Linked DNA regions of Homo sapiens: region 1 is linked to region 2. Evidence: chromatin contacts called from ENCODE Hi-C data. All regions are on one chromosome and are shown on one strand. The core of a region is the stretch at or near the end of the contact, and the rest is flanking DNA. Distances in the headings are between cores, read along the strand shown.

Region 1 (6,927 bases), core at 2,145-4,644, 1.7 Mb after region 2:
AGAGAAGGCATAGGTGGGGGGGCTCCAAATAATTATTCTGAACCTGCTGCATCTATGACCTTGAGGGGTCCTTTGGACACACTCCAAAGAAATGCTAAGCAGGTGGCTGGACAGTTCTATGTGGGAAAACCAACACAGAGCTGGTAGTTAGAAGCACAGGAGGGTGACATCAGATAGGTACAGAGTCGTGAGCCAAGAGTGGACACCAACACATGAAGACCAAAGAAATCATCAATTTCAGGAAGCAGGCAAGAAGAGAAAGGGCACTCAAACTGACAGAGCAAACTGCAGAGTGGGCCAAGGCAAAGATGCAAATGTCCACTAAGAGCATGTGCTGGATTATTGGCAACCTTTTCCAACAAGGTCAGGGGAGTGGTAGGGACAGGACCAAGACCACAGGCTATGGGATAAAATGGGCATCTATGCCAGAGATTTATTATGGTCCTTTCTGCTGTGCAACCCAGATAAACTAAGAGAAATATTTAGGGAGGCGGCTTGGCATGGTGGCTCACACCTATAATCCCAGCACTTTGGGAGGTCAAGGTGGGCAAATCACTTGGCACTTGAGGTCAGGAGTTCGAGACCAGCTTGGCCCAAGTGCTTCTGAAACCCCGTCTCTACTAAAAAAATACAAAAATGAGCTGGGTGTGGTGGCAGGTGCCTGTAATCGCAGCTACTCGGGAGGCTAAGGCAGGAGAATCGCTTGAATCAGGGATAGCGCCACTGCACTCCAGCCTGGGCAACAGAGTGAGACTCCATCTTTAAAAAAAAAAAAGAAAAGAAAATATTTAGGGAGACTAATTTAAGGGTGAGAAGGCCATTTCTGCAACGGATAGAGCAGTAAAAAGAATCTACCTTTGAGACAACAATGTTTTAGTTACTAGAAATATTATGGGCTGGGCGCAGTGGCTCATGCCTGTAAGCTCAGCACTTTGGGAGGCCGAGGCGGGTGGATCACCTGAGCTCAGGAGTTCGAGAGCAGCCTGGCCAACATGGTGAAACCCTGTCTCTACTTTAAAAAAAAAAAAAAAAAAAAAAAAGGCCGGGTGTGGTGGCAGATGCCTGTAATCCCAGCTACTCCAGAGGCTGAGGCAGGAGAATCACTTGAACCTGGGAGGTGGAGGTTGCACTGAGCTGAGATAGCGCCACTGCACTCCAGCCTGGTGACAGAGCGCAATACTTGGTCTCAAAAAAAAAAAAAAAAAAAAAAAAAAAAAAAGAAAGGCAAGAATTGCAATGGTTCAAGGGTTATTATTTAGGAAAGCTGTTGATAATGATCTCAGAGGAATCTTTAAAATTCATGCAAAAACAAAAGTGATTCTGCTTACGGTCAATGTAAGTCAAGGAATGGATGGTATTTATCATTTTTTGTGATAAATGCCAAGAACATAAGACGCTTGTACTCTGACTTCAAGAACTCTTTAAGGATCACGCTATCTGCGCATATGAATATGATAAAAAGGCTTGGTGCTGATGGCTACTGTTCTGTCTGACCAAATCTTGTATCTATTTCTACTTTCCCATTTTAAACTTTGAACCCTTAATCTCCTCCTAAGGTGTATTGTAAATCAGAGTAGAGAATAAATACATGAACAGAAACACTCACCAGGGATTTATTCATTTTCTGCTGCTCTTGGAAAAATCTGGAGGACTGTGAAAGCGGAGGCAGATCTGGGGAAGGAAAACCCAAGCCATGGCGTTATGAGCGGTCTGGCCTGCCAAGGCGGTCATCTCCCGCCCAAAACCTACACAGAAAGTTCCAAGAAGTACATCTTGTGGGAGACTGTCCCTTTAAGCCTTCAGAAGGGATTGGAAAATGATCAGGAGGGGGACCGATCTGCACATTTGAAACTCACACATGGCTACCTTGTGACTGAGTGGATGAGATTCTCATGGTGAATGAATACTGGATCCTACTGAAATAATCTGCCATCATTAAATGCAAGATTTAAAAAGGAATTCTGGTGACCAGCCTGGCCAACATGGTGAAACCCCATGTCTAGTAAAAATACAAAAATTAGCTGGGCGTGGTGGCGGGCGCCTGTAACCCCAGCTACTCGGGAGGCTGAGGCAGGAGAATCGCTTGAACCCGGGAGGCGGAGGTTGCAGTGAGCTGGGATGGCACCATTGCACTCCAGCCTGGGCAACAAAGCGAAACTTGTCTCAAAAACAAACAAACAAACAAACAAAAAACAAACAACAAAAAATGAATTCTGTAATACTCATCTATTTTCTTACTCTTTTAAATAAAGATCAGAAAATCCACAGGATGCCCTAAATAAAGGAATACAGTCGGCATAATTGAGTCTTTATTTGCAGAAACTTCAGTGTGCTACTCAAAAGGATCTTTTATTGAAGAACTTACGCTCACTTAACTAGGATACGGGGGACAGAACACTGGCCTGGGAGATAAAACTCCAGAGTTCTACTATGAGCAACTCCACCCACAAAACCTCGGACAAGTCACCCACCTGCTAAGGCCCTTCCCCTAGCAAATGAGGCAGCAAGAGATAGTTCCTGCAGGCTGTTCCTGCACTACAACGTATGATTCCACAAGAGCAGACCTAAGGGGGAATCAGCACTTAAATGAGAGAACAGAGGTGCTGACGGACGTTTAGATACGGTAGCAATCTGGAGCAGAGAGAGGAGGAAGGGCTGCTGGGGTGAGGGGGGAGTGGAGACAACGTCCGCAGCTGAGGCTGGTGACACCCCCCACGCCCCCGTAAGCCTCGTCCTCGCCGGACCCTGCCTTCAAACCCAAACACACGTCACTCCTGCAAGCGATCGAGACCTTCCACTGTCCCTCACTCTAAGGTGCCCTACACGCGGTGACTTCACCCAGGCCCTTCTCGCCCCGGGCCCGCAAACCCACGACTTACCCTCCTGGGGCTCCGCAGCCTCTGCCCCACCGCTCCCGACAGGCCGGGGCGGGATTGCTGTCGCGGGCGCGCGTCTGCTCGCGAGGTCCCTTCCTGTCCACCTCACCAAGGCCGTTCTGCTCCAGAGGGGCCCGGGCCGGGCCTACGGGACAAATCCAGGCGGGGCGTCCCTCCCGGAGCCCAGATCCGTCTCCCTGGGGCTCACCGTCCTGCGGAGCCGGGGCCGGGCCGTCGAGGACGCACACGGGCCGGGCCCGGGTCCCGCCGCCCCTTCGCCTCCGCCGTCGTCACCGCCCGGCCGGCCCCTTGGGCCCCAGCGCCGTCGGCTCCGGGGGTCGTGCTCGGGGATCCCCGCTTGAGCCTCCGCCTGGCCCGCACAGCCCCGCGCCCGCTTGGGTGCCGGCCCGGCTCTTCGGCGCCCAGCCCCGCAGGCTCCGCGATTCTCGCCCACCGGAGGCCAAAGCCTGGGAACTAGGGCGAGCGGTGACCTGGGGACGCACAGGAAGCGAGGGCACTGCGGCCGCGGCGCGCATGCGCGAACACGCACACAGAGAGGGGTGCACATGCGCAGGAATGCACCGGAAGTCCGCCTCCCGGGACCCGCCGCCGGTCCCAGGACAAATACCGTGACTCTATTTCCCATGAGCCTACGCGCTCCCCAAATTTAGGAGCCATTTGAAATGTCTCTATCTGGTCTAGCGGTTAAGAGGCTCTATGCTAAGAGAATTGGCAACGCCGAACCCCAGACTCAAATTTCTCCTTAGTTTAAGGGAACGTCTTCATGGGGATGTCTTGACTATCTTTAAGGGAACGTCTAGAAAGTCTCTGCTTCCTGTAGCATCTCGTAGACCATGCCTGGGCCAGTCCTGCCTTACCGGAGAGCTCAAGGCTTAAAATCAATGTCCATGTGCAACCGTGACAAATGGAACAAGAGGGTGCATCATGCTAGCTTATGATCACAATGACACATTTAACGAAAACTTCAGTAAATAGAGCCCATGGATGAAATAATAGAGGATTAGCCTGGGACAGGATACCATCCTCGCCCCAACAAGGAGAAAAAGAATTCCAGCTTTTCCAAATCACTTTGAATTAGTGATAGCTAGAAAACTCAGAGAATATGTACAGAATTGAAAGAAGAAAAAAATTAGCCAGAACTCTACTTCCTGAAGAGGATGAGGCAAGCAGAAGAAGAAATTTGCGTCTTAATGGAAAACGAAGCACATTTAGAAAGCCATGTTACTTGATTCCAACCCTGTTCCTTATCTTTGAGGTATTTTACACCTCTTTGAAAACTGTAGGTAATCGATGCAAGTTATGTTCTGTCTGGTGGAAGTTGGTTGACTTCCCACAATCCCCACTAGAGAAAATGCAGTTTTGACTGCATTTCTCCATTTACATAATCATTTCAATATTCCTGATCTGAAAATATGTCTGTTTCTCAGATTCTCTCTCTCTCTCTCTTTTTTTTTTTAATTTTGAGACAGGGTCTCACTCTGCTGTGCATGCTGGAGTTCAGTGGCGAGATCTTGGCTCACTGGTTCAAGGAATTCTCCTGCCTCAGCCTCCCAAGTAACTGGGATTACAGGTGCACACCACCAAGCCCGACTAATTTTTGAATTTTTAGTAGAGATGGGGGTTTCACCATGTTGGCCAGGCTGGTCTTAAACTCCTGACCTCAAGTGATCCACCCGCCTCAGCCTCCCAAAGTGCTGGGATTACAGGCATGAGCCACCATGTCCAGCCCTCAGATTCTCTTTTGAACCAGTTATAATATCTGCCTGTTTCCTCTTGAATTAAATAAAATCTTTAGCATGTGCTCATTTTTATATCTGTATCAGAGTCATGATTTTACTTTTATGTTTTAAGGTTTTCCAGGTCTTTGCAGAAGTCCCTGATGGAATCACATGACTGAGCCAGGAAAACCTCAGGACTGGAGTGCCTCATGAACTGTTGAAGCCCAGGTGAATCTTTTCTTGGCTCCCAGGAATGAGTCCAAAGTGCCAGTAGAAATTTGCTGGCTTCTCATTTTTCAGTAATTTCCCCATTTACCAATCCTGTGTTTTACTTTGGTTTGCATTTGTTTACATTGCTAGCATCACTGATTGGGACTTTGTTTGTTTTTGTTGTTTCAAGGCAAAGTCTCACTCTGCCGCCCAGGCTGGAGTGCAGGGGTACGATCTCGGCTCACTGCAACTTCTGCCTCCCAAGTTCAAGTGATTCTCCTGCCTCAACCTCCTGAGTAGCTGGGACTATAGGTGCATGCCACCATGCCCGACTAATTTTTGTATTTTTAGTAGAGACGGGGTTTTTCCATGTTGGCCAGACTGGTCTCGAACTCCTGACCTCAGGTGGTAGACTCGCCTCAGCTTCCCAAAGTGGTGGGATTACAGGCGTGAAGCACCGCGCTGGGCTAGGAATTTGGTTTTATGGTCTGATCACATGGTGATCTCTGTAATGAGATTAATGTTTGCAAAGACCTAATCTCTGTTGGGTGAGAGACATCAGAGTCTGATTTGTTATTCTATTTCTCTGTCTATTTTGAGCTGAAATCAATTAAGAATTTCATGCCCACTGGGAGGAGAAGAGCTCTTTCATATCTGGAAGGGTGAGTTTTTGCATTTTTGTGTTTACTCTTGACCCATGTCTGAAATTTTAGAATTGAAGCTGTAAGCTCTATTTCTTTGTATGTCTGTGTGTCTGTAATTTAGAAAGGTCTTTACCTCTGATTGTGTGAGTGTCTAATGTTTTTCCACCTCTGAATGGTATTATAGTAGATATAGAGTTTGTTTGTTTGTTTTTGAGACAGGGTCTCACTCTGTCGTCCAGGCTGAAGTGCAGTGTGTGCGATCACGGATCACTGCAGCTTCAACCTACCTGGGCTCAGGTGTTCCTCCCACCTCAGCCTCCCAATTAGCTGGGACTGCAGGTGTGTACCACCATACCCAACTAATTTTCGTATTCTCTATAGAGATGGGGTTTTGCCATGTTGCCCAGGATGGTCTCGAACTTCTGGGCTCAAGCGATCTGATCACCTCAGCCTCCCAAAGTGCTGGGATTACAGGCATGAGCCACAATATAGAGTCTTTAAAGGTTTGCTGTTCTGATTGGCTTGTAGAGGTGTGTATGTACTTATATAAATTGAATTTGCCCAAATTCTTAGAAAAAAAGAGAAATTGAACTTCTGTTGCTTTAATGTGCTAGAAAGGTATTTTTTACTGAAACCAAATCAAATGTTTTGGAAATGCGAGTCCGCATGTAGTCCACATATATGTTACCGAGCAGTCAATGCACTCGCTGCCCAGTGTGTACAGAGGCCAATACCATGGCTCCAGCTTTTGAGAAATAAAGCCTTTTTGTAAGTCAACTAGCAAGGACACAGGAGGAAATGCTCAAATCTCCCTTTCCCAGCTGGGGGCTATGTCAGGTTTTGTACGCATAGGGTAAGGAGATGTGATTTGATTGGATCTTGAGATGAAGTAATTAATGCTGGGAGGTGTGATCTGACTGGATCCTGCCATGGAGTGACACCAAAACTCAATCTCATTGGTTCCTGGCTCCTGCCACAGGGTGTCCGGTTCTTAAATGGGTCCCAGCTCCTCAGTCCGAGCACTTAGGTTCCACTTCGTGGTTGCATGCTTGGTTAATCTGGGCATGCTCAGAGTATATGACCTTCAACCCACGGATCCATGGCAGTTGAAAAACAACTGCCAACTACATTACATAAAAGTTGAAATGGACGTGGAGTGTGGTGGCTCACACCTGTAATCCCAGCACTTTGGGAAGCTGAGGCAGGCAGATCACGAGGTCAGGAGTTCCAGCCCAGCCTGGCCAATATGGTGAAACCCCGCCTCTACTAAAAATACAAAAATTATCCAGGGGTGGTGATGCGCTGAGGCAGGAGAATCTCTTGAACCCAGGAGGCGGAGGTTCCAGTGAACCGAGATCGCGCCATTAAACTGCAACCTGGGTGACAAGAGCAAAACTCCGTCAAAAAAAAAAAAAAACTTGAACTAGATTTAGTCTGATGCAGTTCCAGATTTACAAA
Region 2 (6,830 bases), core at 707-3,206:
GGTCGGACATGCCTTGTCATACTCTCCTCCCTTCAGAGTTTAGGCACAGCTGACCAACATTAACACTAGAATACAGATCATAAGACTGACAGAACAGGCTCTTTGTATCAGTAAGATACCCAACTCCATCCAGACTCTGATATAGCATCACATGACAGATAGCAGTCCCTGAAGGAAATCATAGTATTTTATCCCATAATATATTTTCTTTGACACACTTTAAAATAGTCCTGCAAAGCCATCTCTTTGGGGGAAATTTGCATTCTGTAGAGAATCTCCTTCCCTTACAGAAAAGAAGTCTTTTCTGGAGATTCTGACACCTTTTAAGATCCAATAAGAGATATTTATCATCTATTCTCTCTGAAGCCTGTTCTGAGGCTTCATCTACATAACAAGAACCTTGGTTTCCACAATGCCCCTTATCTTAACTCAAGCTTTTCTTTTCTTTCCCTCCCTCTTTCTTTTCCTTCCTTCCCTCCTTCCTCTCTCTCTTTTCCTCCCTCTCTTTCTCTCTTTCTTTTCTTCTCTGTTGCCCAAGCTGGAGTGCAGTGGCACCATCATGGCTCACTGTAGCCTCAACTTCCCAGGCTCAAGCAATCCTCCCATCTCAGCCTCCTGAGTAGCTGGGACTACAGGCATGCACCACCACACCTGGATAATTTTTTTTTTTGTAGAGGTGGGGGTCTCGCTGTGTTGCCCAGGCTGTCCTTCAACTCCTGGCCTCAAGGGATCCTCCCAGCTCACCCTCCCAAAATGCTGGGATCACAGGCATGAGCCACCGCAATGGCCCATTTCTTCATGTCGTTTTCCAACTGTTCAGCCAACGCTTAACTCTGAACCAACTGCCAATCTTTGAATCTGCTAGTGACCTGAAAGCCTTTCCAGGCTGACCCAATGTGTACCTCTCATGTATTGATTTATGTCTTTGCCTGTAACTGCTGTCTCCCTAAGATGTATAAAACCAAGCTGTAACCCAACCACTTTGGGCTCACGTTCTCAGGACCCCCTGAGGCTGTGTCACCAGCCATGGTCACTCAAGTAGGAGGCCCAGAATAAAACTCTTGACAGACTTTGAGTCTTTTTGGTCAACATAACCTAACCCTAAACATAATCCTCCTGGGGAAGGTGAGATCACAGGTATCTCTTTTCTTCGTTCGATCTGTGTATTTCCTGATTTCTCTACAGTTTTTAGGCATTCGCTGTGTGATCTAGAAAAGCTACAGAGTCTCGCTCCGTCGCCAGGCTGGAGTCCAGGGGCGCGATCTCGGCTCACTGCAACCTCCACCTCCCGAGTTCAAACTATTCTCCTGCCTCAGCCCCCGAGTAGCTGGGATTACAGGCACACGCCACTACTCCCAGCTAATTTTTGTATTTTTGGTAGAGAAGGGATTTCACCATGTTGGCCAGGATGGTCTCTATCTCTTGACCTCGCGATCCGCCCGCCTCGGCCTCCCAAAGTGCTGGGATTTATAGGCGTGAGCCACCGCGCCCAGCCACAAATTCTATTTTCTTTCTCTTCCTTGGAAAGCATCGCTGGGCATTTATCCTGTCCTAGTATTTGAGTGAAACTTCTCTTAGCATTTCAGCGCAGTGACCACGATACACCCTTTCCTTTCCTTCTCTTTATGGGAAACTCGGTTCTAACCCAGAGGCCTTGGGCTCCAGGACCCAGTCAGGCAGCCCTGGACTTGACCCTAAAAGGGAGTAAAGACAAATGCGAAGTTCAATCAGGGGTTCAGAGCTCCCAAAGCTCATAGCCTGGAGCTTCTTAACCTTTAGGCAGGGTAGAGACATTTAAAACGGCCCCTAAACTTGGGGGGCGCGTAGGCTCATGGGAAATAGAGTAGGGTGCTTGTCCTGGGACCAGCTGTGGGCCCCGGAGGCTGACTTCCGGTGCACTCCTGCGCGTGTGCACCTCTCTCTGTGTGCGTGTTCGCGCATGCGCGCCGCCGCTGCACTGCCCTCGCTTCCTGTGCGTCCTCAGGTCACCGCTTGCTCTAGTTCCCAGGCTTTGGCCTCCAGTGGACGAGAATCGCGGAGCCTGCGGGGCTGGAGGTTGAGCGCCCGGGCCAGCACCTAGGCGGGCGCGGGGGTGTGCAGGCCAGGGTTCGCGCGGGCCGGGTGGAGGCTTGAGCGGGGACCCCCGAGCTTGAGCCCCGGAGCCGGCGGCGCTGGGGCCAGAGGGGCCGGACGGGAGGTGGCGGAGGTGGCGGCGGAGGCGAAGGGGCGGCGGGACGCGGGCCTGGCCCGTGTGTGTCCTGGCGGCCTGGCCCAGGCTGCCGCTGTACGGTGAGCCCGAGGGAGGCGGATCTGGGTCCCGGGAAGGACACCCGCCTGGATTTGCCCCTTAGGCCCGGCCCGGGCCCCTCGGGAGCAGAACAACCTTAGTGAGGTGGACAGGAGGGGACCTCGCGAGCAGACGCGCGCCAGCGACAGCAGCCCCGCCCCGGCCTCTCGGGAGCCGTGGGGCAGAGGCTGCGGAGCCCCAGAAGGGTAGGTCTTGGGTTTTCGGGCCCGGAGCGAGAAGGGCCTGAGTGAAGTCACCGTGTGTTGGGGACCTTAGAGTGTGGGGCAGGGGGAGGGTCTCGATCGCTTGCAGGAGAGACGTGTGTTTGGGTTTGAGGGCAGGGTCCGGCTGCACCGAACAGGCGCTGCATGGGAAATCTGGGAGGACGAGGCTTATGGGGGCCTGGAGGGTGTCACCAGCCTCAGCTGCGGACGTCGTCTCCACTCCCCGCTAACCCCTAACAGCCCTTCCTCCTCCTTTCCGTGCTCCAGATTTCGACCTCCTCTAAACGTCCGTCAGCGCCTCTGTTCTCTCATTTAAGTGTCTGCTGATTCCCCCCTTAGATCTGCCCTGGAGACTGGTAGTAATGCAGGAACAGTCTGCAGGGATTCTCTCTTGCTGCCTCAGTTGCTAGGGGAAGAGACTGGGCCTTAGCAGGTGGGTGACTTGACCGGGTCACTGGCTTTGTGGGTAGAGTTGCTCATAGTAGAACTCAGGAGTCTTATCTCCCAGGCCAGTGTTCTTTCTCCCGTATCCTAGTTTTCTTAATAGAAGATTATTAGGTGCAGCAATAACCAAGTTCAGTTAGATAATTTAGAAACAAAACCATATTTTATACACATTCATTTCATTTCTGAGAGCTCACATACTCAATTCCTATGGCTTCTTTGATTTTAAGCAGTTTAAAGAGACAATAAGAAAATGCGGGCCGGATGCAGTGGCTCACACCTGTAATCCCAGCACTTTGCGGGGGCTAAGGCAAGAGTATCCCTTGAGACCAGGAGTTAGAGACCAGCCTAGGCAACATAGGGAGACCCTGACTCTACAAAAAATACAAAAGTAGCCAGGCATGCTGGGATGCACCTGTGGTCCCAGCTACTCAGGAGGCTGAGGTGGGAGGATCAATGGAGGCCAGGAGGTCGAGGCTGCAGTGAGCTGTGAATGCACCACTGCACTCCAGCCTGGGTGGCAGATTGAGACCCTGTCTCAACAAACAGACAAACCACAAAAAACATGAGCTGTATAATGGGAATTTTTTTTTTCTTTTTGCAGGTTGTATTTGATGATGGCAGACTATTTGTAAAAGGAGTCATGTTACCCATGAGAGTCTCACTCATCTGATTACTACCTGATTATCTTAGAGTTACAAAGTTACAAGTGCATGCTTCGCCTATCACTCTTTTTCACTCTCTTTTTTTTTTTTTTTTTTTTTTTTTTGAGACAGTGTCTCTCACCCAGTCTGGAGTGCAGCAGTGTGGTCTCGGCTCACTGCAACCTCCACCTCCCAGGTTCAAAGGATTCTTGTGCCTCAGCCTCCTGAGTAGCTGGGACTACAGGCATGTGACACTATGCCTGGCTAATTTTTTTGTTATTTTTAAGTAGAGATGGGGTTTCGCCATATTGGCCAAGGAAGGCGGATCACTTGAGGCCAGAATTCGAGACCAGCCTGGCCAACATGGCGAAACCCTGTATCACTCTTTTAGGCCCTTCTGAGTGTTTGCAGGCTGAGTGTTCACAGGGTGTTAGCCTATTGAGCTTTCTTTTGTGGTTCTTACGCAGGAGATTCCTGCCTTTGCAGGCCAGAGCACTCATGACTTCAGTGACCTGCTTCTCCCCCTCTAGGTCTACCAGCCACAGTCTCTGCACGTTTCCAAGAGCAGCAGAAAATGAACACATTGCAGGTGAGTTTTCATGCTTGTGTATATGTTCCTCAACTTTATTTTATGATGCATTTTAAGAGGTTTGTAAGGATTCTTACCTTTTTTTTTTTCTTTTTTTTTGAGATGGAGTCTTGCTCTGTTGCCCAGGCTGGAGTGCAGTGGCATGATCTCGCTTCACTGCAACCTCCACCTCCTGGGTTCAAGCGATTCTCCTGCCTCAGCCTCCCGAGTAGCTGGGATTACAGGCGTGCGCCACCATGCCCAACTAATTTTTTGTATTTTTAGAAGAGACAGGGTTTCACCATGTTGGCCAGGCTGGTCTCAAACTCCTGACCTCAGGTGATCCTCCTGCCTCAGCCTCCCAAAGTGCTGGGATTACAGGCATGAGCCACCGCGCCCAGCCAGGATTCATACTTTAAAATGGGAATGTGGAAATAGACATTGTCCTGTAAAATATAGTTAGTGTGGCAGATCAGCACCAAAAATGATTTGTGAAGCTTGTATGTGTGGATAGTAGATTTTAAGGCTGTTGAAATTGAGCCGCACCCAGGACTGATATTCTTGGCAGTCATCACAAAAGGAAAATGCCATCTGTATTAGTCCATTCTCACACTGCTATAGAGAAATAACCAAGACTGGGTCATTTATAAAGAAAAGAGGTTTAATTGGCTCACGCCTGCAGGCTCTATCATAGGAAGCATGGCTGGGGAGGCTTCAGGAAACTTACAGTCATGGTGGAAGGCAAAGGGAAAGCGGGTACATCTTCCATCACCAGAGCAGGAGGAAGAGGGAGGGGGAGGCGCTACACACTTTTAAACAACCACGTCTTGTGATAAGTCACTGAGTGTCAGGAGAACAGCACCAAAAGGGAAATTGCCCCCATGATCCAATCACCTCCCACCAGGCCCCACCTCCAACATTGGGGATTACAATTGAACATGAGATTTGGTTGGCGACACAAAGCGAAACCATATCACCATCCATGACATCATTTGCATTCATTATAAGGAGAAACCAACTTTGTTACTTGTGGATTTAAAAGATTTTCTAGGACTTGGAAAAATTTCTTCATTCAAGTTGATATAATTGCGGATAGCTTTCCTAATAACAACCATTAAGTTACCATAACTTATGGCTTATTCTTGGTGCTTATGTAAGCAGAGGGCCTGCCTGCTGCCCAAGGAGAACTTGGTGCATATAATTTTTCCAGGGAAGGAAACATTGTGATCCCAGTAGACAGAATTCTGTTTTTACTGTTGAGTCCTAGATCATGGGGGGAATGAATGACATGATCATCCTTCAAATATTTGTTCGTCTTTCAGTTTGGGTTGCACAGCAAACAATACAGTTACTCTCTTGTGAAGATTTCCTCATTTCTGTTTCTCATTTCAGTTCTCAGTGTTTTAGTTTTGTCCTTTTCACGTTGCTGAGTCAGTCTGTAAAGATTACCAGTGATTTCATTGCAGTCAAATCCAGAGGGGATTTCCTAGCCCCTACCTCCCAGGACCCTTTGTCTGCCTTTGACATCTGTTACTTCCAAACTGATACTTTCTCCATGGAGTCTCTCTTTTCTTGGCTTTTAAAAAGATTCGTCTGTAAGTATTTCTGCTTGTCTTTAAATGATGAAGTCTGTTTTGTTTTGTTTTGTTCTGTTTCTTTTTTTCTTTTTTTGAGATAGGGTCTTGCTGTGTCACCCAGGCTGGAGTGTAGAGACGTGATCACAACTCACTGCAACCTCAGTCTCCTGGGCTCACACGATCCTCCTGCCTCAGCCTCCTGCATAGCTACAGGCGCAAGCTGCCACACCCGACTAATTTTTTTATATTTTAGTAGAGACTGGGTTTCACCATGTCACCCAGGCTGGTCTTGAACTCCTGAGCTCAGGCAGTCTGCCCGCCTCGGCCTCCCAAAATGCTAGGATTACAGGCGTGAGCCACTGCTCCCAGCCTAGAGATGTATTCCCACTGTATTGCTCAGACTGGTCTCAAACTCCTGACCTCAAGCAATCCTTTCACTTTGGCCTCCCAAAGTGCTAGGATTACAGGTGTAAGCCACCACACCTGGCTAATAAGGAATCTTTTTGAAAGGGGCTAGGAATAACCCATAATACTCTCTTAATACATGTGGCAATTGGGTTAAATCTTTTAATAGTTCCTATATTATGTCTCTTGCGTGCTCATTGTTTTGAAGAAACTGGGTTGGTTATCCTCAGTTTGGATTGTGTTACCCTTGTTTCACCTTTAGCACATTTAAAAAATATATCTTTTATGCCTTGTTAAATTGGTAGTTTGATCTGGAAGTCTAATCAGGTTTATGTTCAATTCTTTTCACACAGCTGTACCGTACGTGGCATTTGTCTACTTCTGGAGGCATGTGTTACCTTCTTTGTTTTTGTGAACTTAAGAACTATTGACTGTTGATTATTGCTGTGATTTACTAGTTCATTAGGGGAGGCAAAATGGTGATGTGCTAATTCTACCATTTCTTCTTTATTTACTAGCCAAAATACCTTTCTTTTCTTTTCTTTTTTTGGAAACAGAGTCTCACTCTGTCACCCAGGCTGTCGTGTTTACGGCTCACTGCAGCCTCAAACTCCTGTGCTCAAGTGATCCTCCCACTTCAGCCTCCCAAGTAGCTGGGAGTATAGTCATGTGCCACAATGC

The links. A loop is a pair of places that touch in the nucleus more often than their neighbours do. Pooled maps may share reads with other maps.
Region 1: a map of CD4-positive, alpha-beta T cell shows a loop between it and region 2 (5-fold over the local background). The contact joins the promoter of ZNF12 here to the promoter of RBAK in region 2. A Hi-C loop is called at or near these places in 1 of 168 maps with a recorded cell type or tissue (CD4-positive, alpha-beta T cell), 1 of 37 single-sample maps with no recorded cell type and 9 of 50 pooled maps.

The regions. Positions count from the first base shown.
Region 1 is chr7:6,703,553-6,710,479 of GRCh38, forward strand. It overlaps ZNF12 (zinc finger protein 12), which reads right to left and starts at 3,395. Exons shown (of 5, transcript NM_016265.4): 1 at 2,880-3,395; 2 at 1,607-1,671. The coding sequence starts at 1,621. RefSeq lists a silencer at 3,011-3,370 and an enhancer at 3,064-3,563.
Region 2 is chr7:5,043,904-5,050,733 of GRCh38, forward strand. RBAK (RB associated KRAB zinc finger) reads left to right here and starts at 1,957. Exons shown (of 5, transcript NM_021163.4): 1 at 1,957-2,493; 2 at 4,130-4,188. The coding sequence starts at 4,174. RBAK-RBAKDN (RBAK-RBAKDN readthrough) reads left to right here and starts at 1,957. Exons shown (of 6, transcript NM_001204513.3): 1 at 1,957-2,055; 2 at 4,130-4,188. The coding sequence starts at 4,174. RefSeq lists a silencer at 2,097-2,306 and an enhancer at 2,457-2,566.